Regions from separate parts of the Mus musculus genome. Here region 2 is linked to region 1. The links are chromatin loops, found by intact Hi-C in ENCODE. Cell type or tissue: heart. All regions are shown on one strand. Each heading gives the region's core, and the rest is flanking DNA. Links, peaks and the distances in the headings are about the cores only. Region 1 overlaps Scml4 (Scm polycomb group protein like 4). Region 2 has its middle 26 kb from the start of Bend3.

What was found. Hi-C counts contacts between places; a loop is a spot of excess contacts. Peaks named below come from ENCODE experiments on the same cell type or tissue, not always from the same donor. Only the 100,000 strongest peaks of a DNase experiment are listed, where the experiment ranks them.
Region 2: a loop joins it to region 1, with 4 times the contacts of the local background. A loop is called at or near these places in 4 of 42 quality-filtered maps.

The regions. Positions count from the first base shown.
Region 1 is chr10:42,954,575-42,962,949 of GRCm38, forward strand. It overlaps Scml4 (Scm polycomb group protein like 4), which reads left to right. Exons shown (of 9, transcript NM_172938.3): 8 at 1,315-1,460; 9 at 3,045-6,208. The coding sequence ends at 3,170. Among named protein-coding and RNA genes, the nearest start is that of Gm5079, 32 kb to the right of the region's middle. In heart, for the core only: a CTCF peak has its summit at 3,754 (motif pointing right); DNase peaks (open chromatin) are centred at 3,907, 7,357 and 7,777; H3K4me3 peaks cover 763 bases; H3K27ac peaks cover 1,230 bases; H3K27me3 peaks cover 1,627 bases.
Region 2 is chr10:43,449,147-43,457,521 of GRCm38, forward strand. It overlaps a transcript of Pdss2 not described here and the pseudogene Gm3699. Among named protein-coding and RNA genes, the nearest start is that of Bend3, 26 kb to the right of the region's middle. In heart, for the core only: a CTCF peak has its summit at 3,434 (motif pointing left); DNase peaks (open chromatin) are centred at 3,445, 5,225 and 5,715; H3K4me3 peaks cover 714 bases.

The DNA of each region.
Region 1 (8,375 bases), core at 74-8,073:
GAGAAACCCTGACTCCCACAAGAACACCAAGCAACCATAACACATATCATAACTAGCCCAGATCCATGCAAGCTCCCTGATTATTGCTTCAGTCTCTGTGAGTCCCCATGAGCCCTGCCTGCTTAGTTGATTGGGTGAGTTGTGTTCTTGTTCCTTGACCTCTCTGGTTCCTACAATCCTTCCTTCCCTTCTTCTGAGGGATTCCCTGAGGTCAGCCTAATGTTTCAGCCTAATGCTTTCTTTTAGCACCCACAACTATCAGCCCGGGGGTTGCAGTGCCCACAGTGAGCTGGATGGGCCCTCCCACACCAACCATCAGTCAAGACAATGTAGCACAGGCTTGCCCACAGGCCAGTTGGGTGGGCTCATTATCTCAGTTGAGGTTCCTTCTTTCAGAATGATTCTAGCATTGACTGAATTCACATAACACTAGCCAGCACACTAACCTTCTCCCCCAGTACCTCATCCAGTCTGAGACCCCATCCTCTGCGGTGGCACTGCCCACATTCAGGCTGGGTCATCCCTGAGGTGTGTCTCCTGGGTGATTCTAAGTCTAGTCACACTGACAGTACAAATTAGCTATACCATTAGTGGTATGCCTTTACCAAAGAGTCGGCAAGCATGGCGGGGGTGGGGGGGGGTGGAGGGAGGGCAAACAGGAAAGACAACCCCCTAAGGACTCCTATGAACCAAGGGCTGAGGACAAGGGACAGGTAGTGAAGTAACACCTTCTTCTTCTAATAGCAGGTACAGACAGACCAGACATGAACAAACCCCACCCCACCCCACCCCACCCCACCCTGGTGCTGCTGGAGGTATAAATGAAAGATTAGCCATTGTGCAAAGTCCAAAAGTGAAGACCCACCTCTGTTCTGCCACATTGCCATCTCCAGAGGACATAGGGAGGGCCCAGTATTGCTTGGCCCCACAGGCTACAGAGGCCCATTTTGCTTACCACTCAGCTCACCAGCCCCAGGCACCAATAGCTGTCTATAGCAGACCCTGGTCCACAAACACGAAACGGAACCGAACGTTAGCTAGAATTTTGAACCAGAATTTCAGTTTGTCAAGGATGAGAGCTCTCCCAAGCCTTCTTCCATGGGCAGCAGAGCACAGAGAGGCTGTTGCCCTTTGCGCCTCACTGACCAGCCACTCAAAGCATCTACCTGTCTCAGGGACACATGCGGTGGACTTCAGAGCACTAAGGACTCCATCTGGGAAAGCTAAGGGCTTGGGGGTGACCCAGTAGGCAGCACCAGACGGGCACTGAGTTTCACTGGCTCATGGTCCCCCTCCTCTGCTCACTCCCTCCAGCCCCGAGCCCCTCTCCGGAGGTGCAGGATACCAGGCGACCAAGCAGCAGAAACCCTTCTACCTGGACCGTGGAGGACGTGGTCCGGTTTGTGAAAGATGCTGATCCCGAGGCTCTGGGACCTCATGTGGAGCTCTTCAGAAAGCACGTATGAAAGTAATGGGTCTGAAGGGCGGGCCAGGGAAAGAGAGGCATGGACCGAGGGAGGAGATCGGGATCCTCCAGACGCTGTCACTCTAGACTAAGCTCTAGCAGTGCCCTTAAGTGAGTCAGAGATGGGAGAGACAGAGGCAACCATAGGCCTGGCAGAGGAGAGCCACTGACAGATTTGTGTTTTTAAGGAATATGTTTCTCTTCTGTTCTCTCTCTTGGGCTTTGCCTGATTTTTTGCTAATCCATTCATCCATCATCCATCTATCTGTCCATTCACCCACCCATGCATCATCTATCCACCCATTCACCTACCAGTCTGTCCATCCATCCATCTCTCCATCCATCCATCCATTATCCACTCATTAACTCATCCATCTGTCCAATCCATGCATCCATGCATGCATGCATCCATCTATCCATCCATCCAACCATCCATTTACCCACCAATCCACCCATCTCTCATCTGTCCTTATCCATGTATCTGTCCACCTGTTCATCAATCATCCATCTGTCCATCCATCTACTCACCCACCCATCTACCCATCCATCCATCCACCCACCCACCCACCTGTGCATTCAACAGTCATCTATAGAACCCTGCAATATGCCAGGCAAACTGTGATCCTGTGCTCTTACTGCTTAGACCAGTGGCTTTCAATCTTCCTAATGCTACAACCGCTTAATACAGTCCCTCATGTTGTGGTAACCCCCAATTATAAAATTATTTTTGTTGCTACTTTATAACTAATATTGCTACTGTTATGAATCATGATGTAAATATCTGTGTTTTCCGATGGTGACCCCTGAGAAAGGATCAATCGACCACAAAGGGGTCGAGACCCACAAGTTCGAAACCACTGGCTTAGAGGGTTAAATGAGAAAATGCACATTAATACGTTACATGAGGCCTCACTCATATACAGAGCCTTCACATCAATGTTATAATCACGTAGGCGCTTTTGAAATATACAAAGATAGTAAGTGGGGCAAACGGTAAGAATTACTGTTACCTGCCCAGCTTACGATATTAATTCTGGATTGGTAGTATAACGAATTGCTACAAATCCAGGGTCTTTAGACAAGAGACATCTCTTATCTCTATTTCTGTGGGTCTGGAGCCTGCCTGGATCTCAGGCGTTGGCAGGGATAAATTCGTGTCTAGGTGTTCTAGGGACAATCTGCTTGCCTGCCTTTCTCAGCTTCACGACCCTCTTTAAAGCCAGGATCATCGACCCTGGTCCTCCTCAGGCTGACCTGTCTGTGGCTCTCTCTGTCTTTACCTGGATAGATGACATATACATGAGATAGTAGGAATGCAGGCGAAACTGTCTGCTTCAATCAAACAAGGGCAGGAATCTGAAAGGTGCAAGGTAGCAACTGAGTTTCCGGAGGGGCTGGGAAGACGAGGGCCTCGTAGTTGCTTGCTTTGTTTCCAAGAGCTTTCCCAGAACAAGTAGTATGCGCGCTCTAATCTACTCACCTGTCCTTAAAGTGCCCCTGGAGCACCCGCGGGGCACCCACGGGGCCATAACTACCGTTTGGCTGCTCTGACTGTCCTTTGGCTTTCCCTTCTCTCCAGGAGATTGATGGCAATGCCTTGTTGTTGCTGAGGAGCGACATGATCATGAAGTACCTGGGACTGAAGCTGGGACCCGCACTGAAACTCTGCTATCACATTGACAAGCTAAAGCAAGCTAAATTCTAAAGAGTTGGAAACAAAGCCCCACATCTCCAGGTTACTTCTGCCAGACCAGCATCCGGCCAACATCATGAGTAGACTGTCCTCTTAAACGTCGCAGCCACAACGACTGTGTCTTCTTATAGAACGTGTGCATCCTTGCCTTTTCTAATATTCCTAGTGGCCCCTTTCAGACACTCAACCGTGTGCTAGACTTGTCAGAAAAATCACAAAAAGGCTATTACAGTGTTCCTGACGTGCTGGTCACTCTTTACGGGTGCTATTTGTGCCGCGACAGAGTGGATAACTGAATGCTGTCACACAAGGAGAGCCCTGGAGGGGGCTCACAAAGTCCCTGCAGGGGCTGTGGGGACGCCCCCAGTGGCGGTGGCAACTGCTCCCTGTTCTTGGGACCGATCAGCATGAGTTTCCCTGGACTCAGCCCTGGAAGTTGTCTTCTGATGACCACCTCGCCTTGCACTATCTGGAAAACTTGAATTTTTGTTGCTGTTTTTTTGTCCGTTTGTTTGTTTTTGTTTTTGTTTTCCGCTCTCGAAGAGAAAAGGGAAAGGATGTTTTGGAGCCCTAGCTACTGAAGTCCTTCCTTGCTCCACTAGAGGGCAGACTGCTAACGAGGTTTCGGGATGCACAGACTGCGTGGCCGGGGTAGGGTTTTTATAAGCAAGACCTCGCTTGCACAGGGACAGGGAATGAAGTCCACATTGAGCACCCCAGATTGCCACTTGGGAAGAAATCAGGCTCTGTCAGGCGGGGTCCAGCTCATATCCATTACTTACTGACTTACTCGGTACAAATTCCGAAGCAGCCATCTGCCTAAACAAAGACTGGTGTCCCTTCTCTCCCAGAGTCTCACTGAGGCTCTGATATGACGGCATGCTGAAGAATCTTGGTGACATTTAGCTATGGGTATTTCTTGAAAAAAAGGCGGGGGGCGGGAACTGTCTCGACAAAGTTTGAAATAGGACATACTGATTTCTAGTTTCATGGCTGCGTTCTTAGCTGTGTGTCTGTGGCTAATTTTTCTAGTCTTCAACAAATACGCAGACGTGTTTTTATTGGGTTTAATTCAATTTACAAATAGGTTTTTACTCTTCACTGTGAAGTAATGGGAAAAAATTGATTTTCTACCCTTTGCAGCTGTGTCCAGAGAGGGGGGTGGAGCCAGGGTTTCCTAGGCAGAAGGGTGACCTCTTTACTGCCTATTCTTTATGGAATCCCTCCCCCTTTGTTTATTCTCGATGAATAGAGAACTCATGGGCACAGCCTTTTCCTTAAAGGCACATCTGGGGAAGGTGAGGGTCAAGGATAACCTAGGGTCTCCCTTGACAATAGTATGAATTTTAGAAAGGCACCTTCCCTCAGGCTGCAGTCTGAGCAAGATCTCAGCTGGCAAGTGTAGCCAGACGTCCTGGACTGTAACAAGATAAATGCGGTCTCTCAGATGGATCTACCTATTGTACCAATCAGGTAGAATTTAGGTAAAGAGCACAGGACATACTCCATGCTGTGCTATAAGGGCCCACTTTGATGTTCCCTGTTTGTGGGAGTGTGACATGACCCTGCAAGATCTTTGTTACATATACACGGGTGGTTGGACTTAAGTAAGACAGAGAAGGAGAAAATTGTCCCAGAGCTTCCCACTGAATGGAACTTGATCAGGCTGTGGATGAGCCGGATGTCTGTTATTGCTAGCATGAGGCAGAAATGACCTTGAATTAGACCTTGGAGAGACTCTTTAAGATGATAAAGCAATGAGCGGACTCTGCCTAGAAGAAGATTTTTAACTCTGGGTGCTCGCTGCTGCTCTGAAGTTAGATCCTTGTCTCAGAAAGCATCAGGCAGTTCCCACATACAGAACTGCTTGTGTGAAAGCTTTGAGATTAGACCGGTCACTTCACACAAACGTTTGCCCTTCCCTGGAGGTTCACGGTGCCTCTTCCAGGGACACGGGCTCCTTAGTGAGTGGTGGTATTAAGCTTGCCAAATGTCCTGCCTAAACTTACCCATGTCTCACTGGTGCCCCAAGTTAAAACAAGGCCAAACAAGTCAGGGGAGGCCTCTAATAATTTTTGAAGGAGAGCTAGAACCCAGTTCAAGTCTGTGGAGGAACGGAGCTGTGTCCCCAGACATGATGTCTTATTTCACACGAAGCCTTAAATTAGCTCAATTGTAGAATTCCAGATATTTAAGGTTTGGCCAAACAAAACAAAATAAAACAAAACACCAAGAAGCAATCTCATTAGTCTTGGAATGAGGGGCTGCCACATCACAGAAGGCCCAGCGGAACCAATTCTTCTTGCCTGTTTTTTCATAGAATCTAATTAGTTGACCAAATCAGCATTGCAATACTGCAAGTATAATTAATTTTCATCCCTCTCAAAAATCTTGTCAAACAGCGCAGCTAAATAGCTTCTCAAATGTAAAACATGCAAGGCCACTTCCTCTAAACAGACCTTCCAGGGTCAGACCGTAAGGGTTACCCTGGCCCAGATGAGCAGGACTTGAACTCACACCTGATAGTTCACAGGCTTGCTCTTCCAGCTGCACAGCATTGCTTCAGCTTGGAGTGGATAATGATCACATTTTGCATAATTCCAAATTAAAGAGTGTGGGTGCTCATGTTCCAAACATTTCCAATTACATTTGTCTGTTAAACACTTGGGGGAGGGAGGTTTCAAGAGAGTTCTGTTGCCTAAAGCATTTTAAATGTTTTATGAAACACATTATTCCCTTTGTGAAGATTTTAGATAAAAGATGTGGCCTGTGTGTATGAGTCTGTGTGTGTATTTGTGTATCTCTCTCTGTGTGTCTGTCTGTGCCTCTGTGTGTGTATGTGTCTGTTTATGGGGCTGGAGAGATGACTCAGCAGTTAAGAGCACTGACTGCCCTTCCGAAGGTCCTGAGTTCAAATCCCAGCAACCACACCGTGACTCACAACCCTCTGTAATGGGATCCTATGCCCTCTTCTGGTGTGTTTGAAAACAGCCTACAGTGTGTTTGAAAACAGCTACAGTGTACCCAAATATAATAAATAAATCTTAAGGAAAAAAAAAAAGAGTCGCCACTTTCTGAAACCAGATCACTATGTTTATAAAAAAAAAAAAAAAGGATGTCTCTGTGTGTGTCTGTATGTCTTTCTGTGCCTGTCTATAAACCTGTGTGTGTATATTTGTGTCTGTCTGTGTGTGTGTGTCTATGCATCTCCAGATACTGGAGTTGAAAAATCTAAGAAGTGGTTGTGAGGATAGCAGCTATTGCATGTTCTCAAATATCTTTCCAGCTTTGTAGTGCAGAGGCGCGGCATGGTCTGGTGCGGCATGGTCTGTTACGTGTAGGCATTTCCTCTTATTGTAGCAGGGCCTGTTCTGTGCACAGCTAGATGACCAGAACAGTCCTGGTGCCTAGACTTGTTCCTCTGAATCAGCTGAGTGGAAATGTCAGGACCTGAGGACCTGGATGCCGCAGGAAAGGCCTTACTGGAGAGGCCTCGGCCAGGAACAACTGCCTAAGCGTTTCACTTATGTCTGCCAGGGAGGACATGGGCCTGTTATTTCTCTTCCACAGGATTGCCAATTTTTTCCCCTTTCAGAAATAAAAGAGCAGAGAGAACGCCTCAGCAAAACCTGTGCTCAGAATTGATAACTTGGGAAGAGATGCTGGGCTGAGGGTTTGAGAATCAAACCAGATGAACAAAATTATACACTTCTTAGGAAAACCGTACAATACCGTTTGTGCCCACCGCCCCTGCCCATGACAGCCAGAACCTGATGATGCCACAGAATAATTCTTTAAATTAAAATGGGTTTAAAATTAAATGTATATTCTTTTAGAAGGGTTTGTTGAATCTCTGAAGAAAACTAGAAACACCCAATGTTCTGTTGAACACAGTCATCATTAGAAAGTCTTGAAGGACCTTCTGATCTCTCCCTGAGAACTATTCTAGAGAGAGGATACCTGGAGAGCTATCCCAGTGCATAAGTAACGGGATATGCACTCAAAAGATAACCTACCCCACTTTCCCCAGTGGAGGCAGGCTCGAACTGTTTAGATCATGGATAAAGACATGTTTTGGTTTTTTGCTTTTGTTTTTTACATAAACACACTCAGAGCTGAGTCCCTGCTCTGCTTGTGTGTTGCCACATGATTTTGCTCTGTTCCATGAGAGGTCCAGACTGGGAGCCCCTGGGGGAATCCAGCAGATGTCCAGATGTCCAGAGGCACCAACGGTCCTGCGTCCTTCCATATTGCCAAGTTAGCACCAGCTGCCCGGGAGCCCACTCTGGGCTCTGCAGAGCTAGGGATGCTGGAGCCGCAGCCCCTTTGTGTCTCTCCCTCCAAGGCTTAGTTAGCCTCATCCCACAGGATTCCTTCACGGACAATTGGAAGCTGGGTTTTTGGAAATCTAGTATTTACTTGAAAGAGGATCACTCTTATTTACTGCCACCAGTTAAAGATTAGGGCAACATGTCTGCTAACAATTTGCTTTGTGTAATTTTGTTTTAATGCTAATAAGCAACAGCTGGGACACTTCCTGTGGTAACTTCCTCTGTGGCTACAGTACAGTCAGCACACAAGACTGCACCAAGTGCTGCACTTACGAGCACACACTGGTCTGGAGACGCTGTGCTACGCAGCCAGCTGTACATTTCCCTAAGCTGTGCCCCTGGCCAACCTGCTAGACTTCCTACCTGAGACCTTGGGCTTCTTGGCACACTTACCAAGACACCGTTTCCCAGGCCAGCTGCCATTGGGACCAGGAGTTGATACTGTGACACAGGATGGCAGAACAGGAAGATGACAAAGAAGAAGAGGGCGGAGAACTGGCTTGGCAGTGACAGAATGGCGATTCTTGATAGTGTGGGGACAGCAGCATCTTTCTCTCTAAACATATCCATGAACCACTCAGGCTTGCTCTGTCACCTACTTGACCACATGGCCCGCGCCACGGCGCTGAGGCAGAAAAGTAGTCTACCAGTGGGTCCGGCACGGGAACGAACCAACAACATGCTTCTTCAAACCATGAAATGAGACATGGCGTCATTTTCCTGCAGCCGTGAACTATCAAAGGCTACTTTCACCACAAAAGGAAGCAGCCTAAAATCGTGTGATGTCTCTGCCTCCCCACCCAGGGTTGGACCGCCTTCCCTACAGTCTAGCGAAGCTCTCTGCTTGGCTTCTTCCCATCATAGGGAGTTCCCTCCCTGAGCAGCT
Region 2 (8,375 bases), core at 342-8,341, 490 kb after region 1:
GAGGTCCTGAGTTCAAGTCCCAGCAACCACATGGTGGCTCACAACCATCTTTAATGGGATCCGATGCCCTCTTCTGGTGTGTCTGAAGACAGCGACAGTGTACTCACACGCATAAAATAAATAAATATTTAAAACAACAACAACAACCACCCAGTAAGATAAAGAATGCTGGAGCAGAATACATGGCCTTGACTGGGTTTCTGTGGTGCTAAGGATCGAGGTCAGGGCTCCCTGCATGCTAGACCAGCAAGCACTCTACCCTTAAAAGATGACTTTATACAACATGTGAGCCCCATAGGTGTGGTACATGCCCGCAACCCTAGCCTTCAGTAAGCGAAAGTCAGAACACTAGAAGCTCACCCCAGTGGCATACCTTCTCCAAGAAGGCCACACCTCCCAATCCTTTCTAAACTGTTTCACCAACTGAGGGCCAAGTATTCAAACCATGGGCCTATGCAGCGATTCTCATTCCAACCAGCACACTACCTAGCAAGGCCGGTCTGCGTTACATGAGGTACTCTCCAAATTTAAAAAAAAAAAAAAAAAAAAAAAAGTATTTCCTTTTTATTTTTCTTGCTAGGCATGGGGACTTCCATCTTTAATGCCAGCAGAAGCAGGTGGATTTCGGAGTTGAGGCCAGTCTGATCTACAGAGAAAGTTCCAGGACAGCTATGGCTGCACAAGTGAGCTCTGTCCGTAAAGAAAAATGTAAAACATGGAAGGAAACCATAGGGACAAAGAAGGGCATCATCATATGCTGTTTGGTTTCCTTTGCTTGTTTTGAGACACGGTTCAATGTGTAGACCTGGCTTGCCTGGACCTTGCTCCGTAAGCCAGGCTGGACTCATACTCCTAGAGATCCACTGGCCTCAAGGATTAAGGCAGGTGACGCCATGCAGGGTGCCATCATATGCTGTTATCGTTCCAGAGAACAACAAGGAGCAAGATGAGGGAATCATCGAAATACCTCGCTGGGCAGTGGTGGCGCAAGCCTCTAATTCCAGTGCTTGGGAGGCAGAGAGGCAGAGAGAGAGAGAGAGAGAGGCAGAGAGGCAGAGAGAGAGAGAGAGGCAGAGAGGCAGAGGCAGAGAGGCAGAGAGAGAGGCTGAGAGAGAGAGGCAGAGAGGCAGAGGCAGAGAGGCAGAGAGAGAGGCTGAGAGAGAGAGAGAGAGAGAGAGAGAGAGAGAGAGAGGCAGAGAGGCAGAGACAGACAGACAGAGAGAGAGAGTGAGAGAGAGAGAGACAGAGAGAGAGAGAGAGACAGAGAGAGAGAGACAGAGAGACAGAGAGAGAGAGAGAGAGAGAGAGAGAGAGAGAGAGAGAGAGAGAGAGACAGAGAGACAGAGAGAGAGAGAGAGAGAGAGAGAGGCAGAGAGAGAGAGAGAGAGAGAGGCAGAGAGGCAGAGGCAGAGAGGCAGAGAGAGAGGCTGAGAGAGAGAGAGAGAGAGAGGCAGAGAGGCAGAGAGAGAGAGAGAGAGAGGCAGAGAGGCAGAGAGAGAGAGAGGCAGAGAGGCAGAGGCAGAGAGGCAGAGAGAGAGGCTGAGAGAGAGAGAGAGAGAGAGAGAGAGAGAGAGGCAGAGAGGCAGAGAGAGAGAGAGAGGCAGAGAGGCAGAGAGAGAGAGAGGCAGAGAGGCAGAGAGAGAGAGAGAGAGAGAGAGAGAGAGAGGCAGAGAGAGAGAGGCAGAGAGGCAGAGAGGCAGAGAGAGAGGCAGAGAGGCTGAGAGAGAGAGAGAGAGAGAGAGAGAGGCAGAGAGAGAGAGAGAGGCAGAGGCAGAGGCAGGTGGATCTGAGTTTGAGGCCAACCTCTTTCTACAGGGTTAGTTCCAAGATAGCCAGGGCTATGCCTCAAAAAACAAACAATGAAGATTTGTGTGCTTCTAACCATACAGCCTCAAAAATCACAATCCCTTCCCCCACAGGCACAGAGACACACACGTGGAACAAACTGTAGGGAGAAACAGATACTAACATGTACATTTCAAAAACTGATCAAGTAAATGTGGTAGCTCATGCCTGTAACCACAATACTGGGGAGACTGAGGCATGAAGGATCATGAATTCAAGGCTAGCTGGAGCTTCATTAGAACACCGCCCCCCCCACCCCCATGCAAGAATAGATAAAGCTTGAAGGCATAACCCTTTAATCTAATCACTTGAAAGACAGAGGTAGGTGGATTTCTATGCATTCAAGGACAGCCTTGTTTTGAGACCCTGTCCAAAAAAGAAAGAGAAAAGGAGAAGGAGAGGGAGAAGAAGAAGAAGAAGAAGAAGAAGAAGAAGAAGAAGAAGAAGAAGAAGAAGAAGAAGAAGAAGAAGAAGAAGAAGAGGTGGAGGAGGAGGAGGAGGAGGAGGAGAGAGGAGGAGGAGAGAGGAGGGGGGAGGAGGAGGGGGGAGGAAGGGGAAAGGAATGGGAGGGGAAAAGAGGGGAGGAAGAAGAAAGGAGGAGGAAGAAGAAAGTGAGGAAGAAAGAAAAGAAAGAAAAAGAAAGAGGAAGGAAGGAAGGAAGGAAGGAGAGGACTCTAAAAGCTGAGGAAATGGCTCGGTCTGTAAAGCATTTGCTGTGTAAGCATGAGGAACTGAATTTGAGTCCCCAGAACCAATGTAAAATCAATCAATCAATCCATCAATCCAGGGCCAGGTGCACAGGTGCACTGTAATCTCAGAACTGAGAAAATCCCATCAGCAGGACCCCAGGGGCCAGCCGGGCTGGTCAAATTGTGGATCTCTTAAATTCAGTGAGAAACTGTCTCAAAAACAGCGGGGTGCCAGGGTGGGGGTGGGAGGTGGCAGAATGTCTCAGGGGGGGTAAAAGCTTGTACCACAAGACCCTGGAGACCTGTGCTCTGTCCCCAAACCCATGGAGAAGTGAGATAACCATGTTCCTGAGGTTACCATCCGTCTCCCACAGATGTACCATGGCACACTGGGGACCCTCCCATCACACACTTATAATATACACCCCCCAAGGTAGAGGAACTGATATTCATGAAATGCCCATATTAAAACTTTAGAAACAACGAATAAGCTCATGGGATGAGCTGTGTCTGCATGTCTCCACACCCTACGAATTGTCTGCCAATCAGCAATAGTTAACTTACAGGCGGAACTGTTTAACTTACAAAGATGACTTTCGCTTTGTTCTATTGATACCTTATGCATAAAAGGGATTCAGTGAACTCGTGTGCATAAGATATTTATCACAATGTCTAATTTCATCTCCTTCATCATTTTGTCTAAGAGGCCTCCCCTCAATTCTAGTTATAAATCGATACGGTAAAACCCGACCACAGTCGGCCACGAATCCAGGCGTGTGAACTGTGTTTGTGAAGCTGACAACGGAGTGGCTGGTGGGGGTTCACACAGCTGAGGACTCTGGGAGCCCAGCTAGCCATGTTAAATTCATGCCAGGCCTGGCTACAGTTTGATGCCACCTGGTGGCAGTAGTGGTCCTGTTTGGAATACCATAGAAGATGACTGAATCCAGAGGTCCTACTGTCCCGACTGTCCCAGGTAGCTGTGATTCAGAGGCTCAGCGAGGGGTGTGGGGGAGGGGCGCGTGAGGATCAGAGTTCTCACGCCTGCCCTCTTTTCTTTCAGAAGTCCACATGCATTTCTTCTGCTGTGTGGCTGCAGCTCAGACCCAGAGCTGCTCCTGACCACTAGCATAGCCTTTAATTCCCATCTCCAGTCTTTATTTATCCAGTTCCAACAGAAGCTAAGCAGGGAATGGGAGCAAGTTCTTGTAAATTTTGCATAACTAAAATTACATCTACAGTTATGTGGTTTTTCTTTTTCCATTTCTCTGTGTGTGTGTGAGCACACACGCATATGTTTTATGCAAGTTTGCATATGTGTGGGTGCACACGGACGCCCAAAGCTGATGTCCACAGTCATCTTCAATAACACGTCTTTTTCACTGAGGCAGGCTCTCTCAGTCAAACCCTGAACTCAGAGGTATGGCTGGTCTCATTAGCCAACTTGCTCTGGGAATCCCTTCTGTGTGCCTTCAGAGGCTAGCATGGCAAACGAGCCACCATACTGTCTGGAGTTTCACGTGGTGGGGCTGGTGAATCAAAACTCCAGCCTCAGGCTTACAAGGCAAGCACTTCAACCACTGGGCCATCTCCCCAGTCCTAAGTTACAGTTCATCATTTTTAAAAAAGATGTAGTTACTTTATTTTCGGTGTATGAGTGCTTTGACTGCACATATGCATGTATGTACACCATGTGCATACGTGGTATCCGCAGAGGCCAGAAGAAGTCAGAGCCCCTGGAACTGGAATCACTGTGAGTGACCATCGGAGTTCTAGGACTCAGCCTTGGGTGCTCTGTAAGGATACTGTGATCTTGACCACTGAGCCATCTCTCCAGCACCCAAGTTTGTTTGTTATGAATGTGTATAGTCATGCAGCTTTACTGTGGTTATTTATTTATTTATTCGAGACAGGGTTTCTCTGTGTAGCCCTGGCTGTCCTGGAACTCACTCTGTAGACCAGGCTGGCCTCGAACTCCGAAATCCACCTGCCTCTGCCTCCCAAGTGCTGGGATTAAAGGTGTGTGCCACCAGCTAACAAGACTTTTTATTAAAGAGTTTTTGATTATTCTAAATGTTTAGTTGGATTTTTTTTAAAGTCTTTATTATAAAACCTGGTATGGTGGAACATACCTGTACCTGCTGTAGAGGCAGGAGAATCAGGATTTTAAGGCTTTCATGTCTACATAATGGATTCCAGACTAGTCCAAGCTGCATGAGACCCTGTCTCAAAAACAAACAAACAAACAAACAAAAAACAAAACAAACAAAAGACAGAGAAAGAGGTGAGAGAAAAGGAGAGGGTATGTGAAGATAAAAAGATTCATTCCATCCAGAGGGTAGTAATCTTCTTGCATAAATGTTACCAATCTTTCAAGAGCATCATGAGTTTGAGGCCACCCTAGGGTATGTGCCAACACATTGTCTCAAAATAAAAACAAAATGTCGTGCTCCTTAGATCTTCATGGAGACAAGGCTGTAAAGGGTCAATGGTCAGTTCCTGGATGTCTGTCTTGGCCTCTCACTCTTCCTGGCATCTCCTAGTTCAGACAGGGAGTCTGAGAAACCAACACTTACTGAAAGAGAGCTGCAGAGCCAGAGGTCTGGGACCAGGGTCTCCCTCTCTCTCCCCATCTCTTGTCACAGTCAGTGACTACATTTGTCTTTCAGGAAACAGCCAAGCACCAAGCTGGTTGTCACATGTTGGAAGCTTTGTGGCAAAGGTCAGAAGAAGGCCTGCTTACCAGCATCTTGGCAGGCTTACCTGCTGTCTGTCCTTTCTGCCCTGCCCTCCCCTCCAGCTACTCAAAAGTGTGAATTACAATACTGTATTACCCACTTCTCTGCCTCAGCTGTGGCCCACAGCTTCCCCATCCTTCTCAGGTACAGTCCTGCTCAGCCACCCCCACCCCCACACACACTCCCACCACCCATGCGACCCCCTCCCAAGCCTCTATGCCATCTCCCAGATCCGTTCTGTCTCCTTGCTCACCCCCCACTTGTTTCCTCTGATGTTTCAGGCTTTTCCTCTCTGCTTCCAGGGCTAGCCTCTGACTGAAGATTTAAAATGATCTCTTGCCTACCCATGTCTTCATTCCCTAAAGACTTGCAAGTCTACATGGAGTTAATTTTGAAAGCTTTGTCACATGAAAACTGGCCAGGCCATCAGCCAAAGAGCTCTCCTGCCAGGACAGGCATGCTTAGCCCTATATTTAGGTCCTAAGCGGTCCCACTCACCTCTTTCTATAACTGATAGGAGCCACACTCACTCCCGGTTAGAAGAATTTAAGCATGAGAAAAGCGCATTCACTTAGTGTAGCCTAGACCAGAGACCCTGTGGTAGGTAACTAAAGTCACTTCTTTACCTGCTTTTTGCCAAATACACTCTGTACATTTTACGCAAGTATACTGTTGATTTACTGGGAATAAGAGGGGTCGCATACCTGGGCCACAGAACTCCAATAATCCACATTTACCTGATACTGCCTTCTGAGTAGTCTACATGTGAAAGTTTAAAATTTAGCTGGGTAATGGTGGCACACACCTTTAATCCCAGCATTCAGGAGGCAGAGGCAGGCAAATCTCTGTGTTTTGGAAGTTAGCCATCTCAAAAAATTAACTATTAATTAATTAAAATCGTTGGAAGCGAAGAAGCTAGTCCTTAATTTTTTTTTTCAGATGTAGGAGCTGAAGATATGGCTCCGTACTCAAGAGTGCTTGCTGCTTTTGAAAGAGACAGCTTCAGTTCCCAGCCCCCATGTGGTAGCTCACAACCATCCATTCCGAACTGCAGTTGTAGAGGAGTCTGACACCCACTTCTGACCTCCGTGGGCACCAGGCACCCACTTGGTACACAGACATAATATGCAGGCAAAACTCATACAATAAAATAAATAAGTGTAAAAACCTTTTTATTTTTAATTGTGCTGGGTGTGGTGGCACACACCTTTAATCCCAGCAGTTGGGAGGCAGAGGCAGGCGGATTTCTGAGTTCGAGGCCAGCTTGGTCTACAAAGTGAGTTCCAGGACAGCCAGGGCTATACAGAGAAACCCTGTCTCGAAAATAAATAAATAAATAAATAAAATTTTCTTTGTCCTCTTTTGAAACAGGGTTTCTCTGTGTAGACTGAGTTTCTCTGTCCTAGAACTTGCTCTGAAAACCAGGCTGGCCTCAACCTCAGAGATCCACCTGCCTCTGCCTCCCAAGTGCTGGGAGACGCCACCACCGCCCAGCCTAATTTTTTTTTTGGGGGGGGGGGAGGGGAGGTTCGAGATAGCCCTGGCTGTGTGTGTAGCCCTGGCTGTCCTGGAGCTCACTTTGTAGTCCAAGCTAGCCTCGAACTCAGAAATCTGCCTGCCTCTGCCTCCCGAGTGCTGGGATTAAAGGCGTGCGCCACCATGCCCAGTCCAGCCTAATTTTTTCTTTTTTTCTTTTCTTTTCTTTTTCTTTTTTTTTTCTTTTTTTTGATTCTTAAGCTGACTGCAAGAGGGTTTATTGTACACGAGCTACACTTGGCCACAAGAGAACAGAGCTAGTCCAGAGTGCCGGGGGTCCAGGGCAGAGGGCCAGCGGGACTGTTTTGGTTGTAAGAAAGGCGGTCATTTCTCCAGGCGATCGCAGCGAGGTGACGTTCCAGGTCTACTGAGACTCATTACCGATGGCAGCACACAGTCCGATAGCTTGTCCCGGCCCTCAGCATCCCTCACTTCTGCTCCTGCAGGCGTCGTGGGTGCACCGGCAGGCTTACTTGGACCTCTGCCTCATCTTTCTTCTCTTGCGCTTCAGCCTGCGCATTCTCTTCTTCCGCCACTTCGCTCTCATGGCGCAGGAGTCTCAAGGAAGATGGCGCTAAGACCGAGCCCAGCCTAATTTTTAAACATTTCAACTTAGACTACTCAGAGAACAGTAGCAGGTAAATGTGGGTTGTTGGAATTCTGTGGGCTGATTTCCCTCAAACTCTTGCTGACTCCAGAGGCCTGTATGCTCCCTGTGCTTTCTGCTGGTGCTGATTATATAGGTCAGAAGGTCACTGGGTCATTTACGTGAGGGGGTTTCATCTTGCCGTACTTCTGACCACTCAATCCCGAGCACATTGAACCCAGTGTCTCTTTTCCTCCATTGAGGAAAATGGTGAACTAAAGGTGATTTCAGTGAGCTCTCTGCCCCAGAAGCTGTCTGTTCCTCCCAGAGTGCAAGGACTTTGTTGCTTTAGCCCTTCAAGCCTCCACAGGATTTTAGTTCATAGCCCAAGCTAGCCTGGAATTGATTATGTAACCCAAGCAGGCCTCACACTGGTGACAATTCTCCAGCCTCCGGCTCCCTAGTATTGGGATTCCAAACGTGTACCACCAAGCCTGGCCCAGTGCTGTTTGTTTGTTTGTTTGCCTCCTGAGTGCTGGGATTAAAGGCATGCGCCACCACGCTCGGCTTAATTGTAGATTTTCTTTTCTTTATTACTGTATCATCAGTAGTTTAAAACACTGAGACAAAGCTGGGTGATGGTGGCCCATGCCTTTAACCTCAGCAAGGCCAAAGCAGGCAATCTCTGAGGATTCCAGATCAGCCTGGTCTTCAGAGGGAGTTCAAGGACAGCCAGGGCTATACAAAGAAACCCTGTGTCAAAAACAAACAACAACAACAACAAAGTAAATCTACAATTGAGTCAGAAATTGCCCATGATAGAATCAAGAAAATAAGGTTCCATGTTAGTAAAAGAGAATGGTGTGTGTGTTGGGGGTGGGGCGTTGTTTTGTTGTTCTTGTAAAATAAAGTCTTACTGTACAGCCCACGGTTGCCTCGGCCTCTGAGTGTTGGGTACCATGAGTAGCAATTGTTATCTCC